Linked DNA regions of Homo sapiens: region 1 is linked to region 2. The links are chromatin contacts, found by Hi-C in ENCODE. All regions are on one chromosome and are shown on one strand. Each heading gives the region's core, a stretch centred on a gene start or an enhancer-like site at or near the end of the contact. The rest is flanking DNA. Distances are from core to core; before and after follow the strand shown. Region 1 has its middle 62 kb from the start of CAMK2D. Region 2 overlaps ANK2 (ankyrin 2).

The links. Hi-C counts contacts between places; a loop is a spot of excess contacts on that map. Pooled maps may share reads with other maps.
Region 1: a loop to region 2 is called in a pooled map, with 8 times the contacts of the local background. The contact joins two enhancer-like sites. A Hi-C loop is called at or near these places in 5 of 37 single-sample maps with no recorded cell type and 10 of 50 pooled maps.

Annotation. Positions count from the first base shown.
Region 1 is chr4:113,821,788-113,825,500 of GRCh38, reverse strand. No RefSeq gene overlaps it. Among named protein-coding and RNA genes, the nearest start is that of CAMK2D, 62 kb to the right of the region's middle. Within about 2 kb of position 2,085, at least 2 of the 41 ENCODE cell types and tissues checked have a DNase peak (open chromatin) inside an H3K27ac peak, as active enhancers do.
Region 2 is chr4:113,381,140-113,385,116 of GRCh38, reverse strand. ANK2 (ankyrin 2) reads right to left here. Exons shown (of 46, transcript NM_001148.6): 46 at 1,381-3,660. The coding sequence ends at 3,646. Among named protein-coding and RNA genes, the nearest start is that of MIR8082, 230 kb to the right of the region's middle. Within about 2 kb of position 1,781, at least 5 of the 41 ENCODE cell types and tissues checked have a DNase peak (open chromatin) inside an H3K27ac peak, as active enhancers do.

The DNA of each region.
Region 1 (3,713 bases), core at 836-3,335, 440 kb before region 2:
TATCAACCTATTCACAAAATAATCTCTCTGCTCTTTAGTTCTAACCACAGTTTCCCTGAAGCCTCTGCAGTGGAGGCTGCTGATTCTTTCAAGTTTCATGAGCCCTGGTTTAAGTTCTCGTTTTCTGTGGCAAATGCTGTTTCCTGCCTTATTCCACCAGTCAAATATAAAAATCTGCTCTTCTTAGATTCAGACTAGACAGCTATGTCAACTTTTGTACTCTGTTATTTTTTAGTGATTGCCCTGCATTTACTAAATGCCCTGCATTACTAAATAGAATGAAACTGGTTCATTCTATTAAGTTGGAAAACTTCAGAGTCATACTATATTGAGAGTTTTTCTCTTATCAGTTGAGGTGTACAGCTTCTAAGGTGAACTCATGATCCCCATTTTCTGGCATTCACATCTTTGTGTAATCCACCCCCCGCCCCAACTTTAATCACAGGGCGAGCCTGTAACTTACTTCTAACCAACAGATTATGGCAAAGATGATGGGATGGCACCCTAGCATATGTCTCCTTGCTGGTTTGATGAAGTAAGAAACCATGTTGGGAAAGCTCATATGGCAAAGAACTTCAGGTGACCTCTGGGAACTGCGAATAGCTTCTAAATGATGAGAATTGACTGTAGGAGCTCAAGGCAGTTTCAGCTCACAACCAACAAGAGGCCAGAGCCCTCAATCCTACAACTGCAAGGAAATTCTTCCAGTAATCCGAGTGAGCTTGGAAATAGATTCCTCAACAGTCAAATCTCAAATGAGAACACACTCCAGCCAACACATTAATTGCAGCACTGTAAGACCCTAAGAAGAGAATCCAGCTAGGCAGTAACTGGACTCATGACTCACAGAAACTGTGAGATAATTAATATCGTCTTAAGCCACTGAATTTGTGATTTGTAACACAGCAATAGATCACTAATGCAATAATTTCCCTTTGCATTTCTTTCACAACTACCCACTCTTACAGCTTTACCCTCCATCTTGTCATGCCCTGCAAACTAAAATGTCTGAAAATTTTAGCTAACATTCTCTATAAACATATTTCCTATTTATTCTTTGACTTCCAAGTTGAAGACTTCCAGTAACTTGGTCTTCCTCAGATATCAATCCCTCTTTTAAAAATAAACAAACAAACAAACAAAAACTTTCACAAGTTTCTGTCTTCATTCTCCATGCATCTTGGACCTGGCTGATCATCTGAATTTTCATTTGATTTGTACCATTGCTTCTCTTATACAATTATCCTTTCCTGTCCTTTCCAAACCAAATCACAAAAATGATAATAGTTGCATTATCAACACCGATCTCTGCATACATGAGCACTATTCAAGGAAGCCACACATTCATATTGACACCTTTACAACTTTAGTATGCAAGAAATTGCTTCTTAATCCCAAACTCTAATTCTGAAATCTTAGCCCCAGACACTTACAACATCCTTAATAGTTTTACTTTAATTGCTCATCTTGCTCTTTGTAAAACAAATGTATTTTTGTAAGAAATATGTAGATTATCCTGATTGCTTCAAATATAGTTTTCTGAGGGATGTTTAAAAAGATATGAATATGCTATTTTGAATTACCCTATTTGGACCTTGTTTTCACTAGTAACCCTGTTTATATTTGATATACAAATTAGCATTCATAGTCTTTATAAAGCCTCATTCGCGATATATTTAAATGCCCTGGAGTTCTTGTTTCTATGATACTTTCACCTTTAACAATGTTTTCCATAAGTTATTCATAAGTATTATTACTCAAAAGAAGATGTTGAATTTAAGACAACAAGTTTGATGCAAAAATGTGAAGACCTATTAGAAGAAGATATTATATATTCAACTTACTATATGTTGTACTATCCAGTTTATTTTTTCCCAAAGAGTATTGTTCAACCAATGTGGAGAAGGATTGATGTGAAAAGGGCAACGATTACTGAAAAGTACTATTTGTTTTGAGTTAGAGAAAAGGCATTAGGTAATAAAAAATCTTTTGAAACTGAATAAAATACTTTTAAGAAAGATATCCTCATAAGATACTTGAAAAGAAGAAGTGATTAGTCATGGTTTTTCAGAGGCATTCAGTGAGTGCGGTCAGTGGGTGAGGAAATTGAACTCTCAGTCTGACTTCTGGACCACTCTTTGACATTTGGCCTATCCTTGCTTAGCTGTACTTTACCCTAAAGAAATAATAATTATATGTGCCCCCACAATATTTTCCAAAATGCTTAACATCCTAAAACAAAGGATTCTAAACAAAAAAGCAACTTGATTATAAATATGGACAGTACTATAAATATCAGAGTTGAATATTTTCTGTCTCCAAGAACAGCTTTATTTAGAAAGTCATTATCTACAGATGGCCAAGAATAAATCTTATTAAGATGTGCATGTTTGACAGCATTAACACCCATCAGAATCCAGAGTATTGCATTCCACTGAAGTGAGAGAATTGATATAGTACTTGTTGCCTATGTTAACAAACAATTCATTGAATAATTAATTAAATGGTTGAGAACATTTTTAACTCGTTAGAGTTTAACTTCCAATGGAACATAATGATCAGTGATATTATTATCATTGATCTGAGCAGTTTAACCCTAAAGCACAAAGATTTTGACCTCCAACTTTCATCTTCTCTCTCCAGTATATCTAAGGCATTTCAGCAACTTGTCAGCAGTCAGTATCACTTTTCTTTTTCTACTTTGAGGGTGGCAACTTTAATTAAGTAGTTTCTCCTCCTACTTTCAGATGCTCTCTGTACAGTAATATTTTACTTGTGATTTTCTCAGCCCTCCTACTCATTCCATTAAAGAGTAAGCCAGGAGCATACTTTCTCTGACTCAAGTTTTTAGTTTCTCCTTTGTTTCTCTTGACAGATAAAGTTCCCTTATTATATGTAACACCTATGGTAATTGCCATTGCTCAAAAAAAAAAAAATCTGTAAACTCTTTTCTAAATGTTATGAAGACATGCAGAAAGAAAAGTTCTTCACAAAATACAGATATTACTTCTATTTTTTTTTCCAGCATTCTCTGAGGGGAAAAAAATGTAGAAAGCTTTTCACCCTGATGTCTCATTAATTCTGACAACACCCTTAGAGGCAGAGAAGTGGCGAGAGCCATTATTCTTGTTACAGTGGAGAAAACGCTGAAAAACCCAAAGAGGCTAGAGATCTTGTTGAAGGTGACACACAGTTATTGGGAACCTGCAGGGAAAAAAATATACACACAAACTTTAGGCTTCTGACTCCCAGGTATTTCAGTCCGCTCTTGAGTCTGCACATAGGTATCTCTTTATAAAGTCTCCTTTAATTTGAAATGGTACAAGTAATTAATTGTGTGGCAAAAACATGTGGAGTGACTCAAAACCTAGAAAAATCCCAAACAACACCAGACAAACCCCTGCATGTCCAAACCTGCCAGTATGAAATATCACATTTCTAAGCAAATATTCAAGGCATCTTAATGTAATGGGATGCCAAATACTAAGCACTGGGTTGCTAAGAATTTCTCCCCTCCTCCTGGTGTGCTATCATTCATTCGGAGGCTGGAAACCTGAAAGCTACATTTCCCCAGACTCCTTTGCAGTTGGTGTTCTAAGTGCAAACTAGGTGCTGACAATAAGGTGTACTTATGCAAAATTTGGAAGACAGAAGTGAGGAGGAGACCATCTCTAGGTTTCATAGTTTGCCGTTCCTAGCAAACATGGTGATGG
Region 2 (3,977 bases), core at 532-3,031:
AATGATACCTTAAATGAAGGAAGGAGCATATAGTTTTTAAGCAGAGGTGGCAACCAAAGACATAGACTTTGAAATATTTTCTTTTAGAGCATGATGAAAGCAAGCAGTTCATTTTTATTCTGTTATTCAGGAGAACCTCGTAGTGATTTTGGTTCTCACTAGACCTACGTTTAACTTCTCTTTATCTGATTTATTCATTTGCCTGACTACTTGCCCACACCCAGACTCTCCATGCTTACAGAAATCAAGTGACTCCACGAGCAAACTAATTTCAAATTCAATTCAAGCCTGTTTCCGAGTGCTTATATGTCACTTTCACCTCTTCATGACTAATACAAATGATTTATGAGTGGTGCATAATCTTCTCTCAGTCTGGAAGTTTCCCCCACCCTACCTTTAAATATACTTCTGTAAAACGGCATATGACTCACTGAAGTTCTTTTACAAAAATGGGTTTTGCACAGCAAATAATTAAACATGAGAAGACATTGAATCTTCTCTGATGCTTTGATTTCCTTAATCAAACCCAAAGTAACACAAGCCCAGAGTTCCTGTAAGTAGAAAGTACAGCACATTAAACAAATGAGAAGGAGAGAGATGATCACACAGACACTCCTACTTTGGAATTATTTTTAACTGTTTTCTTTGAAAAATGTCAAGCATAATTGGTATTTTAAGTTCAGAAGACCTGTAAATCAACCAAGGATAGAAATCAGATCCAGTGAGCTTCCTGTCTCATACCAGATAAGATTTAAATAAAACCTACTCAATTTCTAAATCATGTCTTTTTTGTTTTGTTTTTACTGTAAAAAATATTAAAGCAACAGTAAAGGGATTTTTCAAAAAATGAAACAAAACTCTCCACACACAACTGATTTTGATTTTCCATAGTCCTACCCTGTCTTTATTTATATTAATATATCCATTTAATTTTAAATTCTCAGGCTCTAAGACAGAAAGAAAACTCCAGAGCCAACTGCTGTTCCCAAAGACAGAAAGTATTTAGTGACAGCCATGGCCTCATGGGAGAGAACCAAACCAGTCTTGCTGTGCTGCCAATCCCACTTACCCTTTCTCATCCCCTGCAAGTCCCCAAATTCCTATTTTCTTTCATTTAGTAGTGATCCAAAACAAAAATCCTCATTTTCTTCTTTTGCATAACAAGAACAATAAGAATTTCTTGAGGGCAGAGGCAAAATCTATTTATCCCAGTGCTTAATCCAGTGCCAGGCATATAGCATATTCAGCGACTAAATAAAAACCATAAGAAAAAAAGCAATTTGTGTCTTTCTGTTGGTTTCAAGTCTAGCTCAACTTTTTAAAACCTCTTATTCTCCTGAAATCACAGATTCATGATAAAGAAGAACAAATCACCGTTGCCACATTTAACACTTGTACATTTTATTTAATTAAATCAGCCATTGTACACATTGCAGCTATGTATTGTTAGTGTTGTATTTTTTTTTCCATTAACTAATACATGCCCTCATAGATATATTCAATTAGTGTTATCACCATGGGAACAAGATGCTGATTCGTCAACTGAAAATTCACTTCTTCTCACAGTATTCAAGTTTTTGATAACACAGCAAAAATCAAAATCAAAAAAAGGTGAATAACCATTATGTTGTTACACAGACATCATCTGCACTGCAAATAACACAACAGAAATGCTTTTCTTGAGCTCCAGTGAAGGTTTTGACAAGAAGGCCATAGGGTGTCTCAAAAAGTTTCACCATCGGCCTCTCTTATTTTGGCTGCCAAAGAATGTCTCATTTCCTATCCAACTGCCAAAAAGTGCTAGCATTTGAGGCTTAGGAGATTTGGCTTGTGGGAAACCTCCCTCCCAGGAAATTTTTTCTCTTGGCAACATTACTTTAAATGATGAAGTGCCATTGTTTGTCGCATTTGTTTTTGACATTCGGAGCAATGAGTCATTTTTGCACAACAGGAAAAGACCAGATAATTGGAAAATGTTCAATCCCTGGAGGATAGACTCTGTCCTTTTTTATTTAAATTTCATCTTCATTGAATATACTTTTCTTTAACAAATGACTGATTCAAAATGTATACTGTTTATATGAATATATTTGTGAATATATATATGTTAAAATGCTACACAGCTTCAACCACTAGAGGAATAAGGAAGAGGACATGGAAATTACTCAGATTGTTACAGTCCCTTCTTTGAGACAAACAAACAGAAGTGCACAAATGCACTTAAGAGTTTCCAAGGGAGTGTGGATTTCAAATAAATAAACCAAAAATTTTAACCAAAACCAAATTTTCAAGGATTTCTCAATCTTGTCTGCAAGCTGAAAAACAGACCTAGCTGGAAAGTGAAAAGTGCTCACTCAGGGTAAAAAGAATGGAAACAATTAATGTGATTAGAAGAGGGGTTTGACCGTGGTCTTGATTTTTAAACGCCACATGCAGGTATTAGAGAAGATATAAACCTGAAGAAAAAAAAGAAAGAAAGAAAAAAAAAAAGAAACCACTCCAACATACTGAAGGAGTTTAACCTTTTATGTAGTGGGTAAATCTTGTTTCCAATGAATTATCTACAGTGCAGTGGCCAGAAGAAAGTACCACTGTAAGACAGCGTGGTTTGCTAAAGCAGCAATGAAAACTGGAAAACTACAGTAGTTATAGCTTTTAAAATACCCTGCCAACTTGTCCAAGATCTAAAGACCTGAAGATGCTAGAATGCCACACAATGTAGCTGCCAGCAACTGAATACCCCATCGGTTCATTCTGCGTGGCCTCTGCTCCCTTCTCCCCTCCCTCAGAGTGGCTGTTGGAGTCCTAAGCCATGGCTGGCCAGCACCAGCAATAACTTCTCAGGACAGTTCTGCAAGGCTACTGACCCACCTTTAACTGGGAGCAGTGGCTACTCTGGAAGTTCTAAGGACATAATAGGTTTGAAGTGCTTCTTTTGCAGTAAAACTGTATTATCACTCGATTGTGTTAGCAATATCTTAATTAACCATTGTTCAGCAATTTCTAGAGGCCTTTTATTCTGATGCCCAGTGTAGTTACAATAGGCAGTGGTTTTAATTTTAATATGTTGTTCATCTGAGCATTTCAGCTATATACATTGTACATAGATATTCCTTGGAAGGATTCCTACATAGTGTCACTTGAAGAGGTCTGCAGGTGAAGTTCTTCTGATCAATGGATTTTCATGGATCTTGTGCAGAAGCAAAGAACAATGGAGGTGGCCAGTTCCCAGGTTAGCACAGACACAACAAAGTATTGGATACAGCATCCAGTATGAAGGATGCCATCTTTGGTCACAAATTAGCTTTATAGTTAAAGAGGATGGGGGAAAACTAAAGCAAAATGCCGTATATTTGCTAACAGTGGAAATGTCGGGGTATCCCATTAATTAGGCCAGTTAGGTCACTCCCCTACTGAAACAGGAAGCTGCATATTGAGTGAATGTGTGGTTTCTGGTGTGAGAACTGGGCAGCCCCTCACTTGGCCTCTTGCTTCAAGTCCTCCTTGCAGAAATGCCGAAGGAGCTGCTGGAGATCGCGCTGGAGGTCGTCCTGGTCTAGTGCTTCTGGTACATCCTCCAGGTGCTCCAAGTCAATGCGTTTTCCATGCTGGTCCTTCACCACAGCCCTCTTCTGTGTGATGGCTTTACTCATTGTTGTCCTGGAGAAAAGCAGACAAGAGAGAATTACGCTCTTTTCACTGCCAGAGGGCAGCTGTTAGGAATGAAGGTGACCATTACACTGAGTACCTAATGTCTTACCTTTAGATGTTTCCACAGCAAACTATTAGCATAACAAACTATAGACATCTTTTTGTGTCTTTCTTTTAAACATGGCTCCCCTCTCTCAAACGATTCATGAGATTTTTTTAAAATGTGTTTTGGAACAAGGAGTATTTTTTAAATCTTTAAGAAAAATTTAAAATAAATGAAACCATGCTTTAATTTGATCTTCTCAAAAACTAACCATAAAATCATT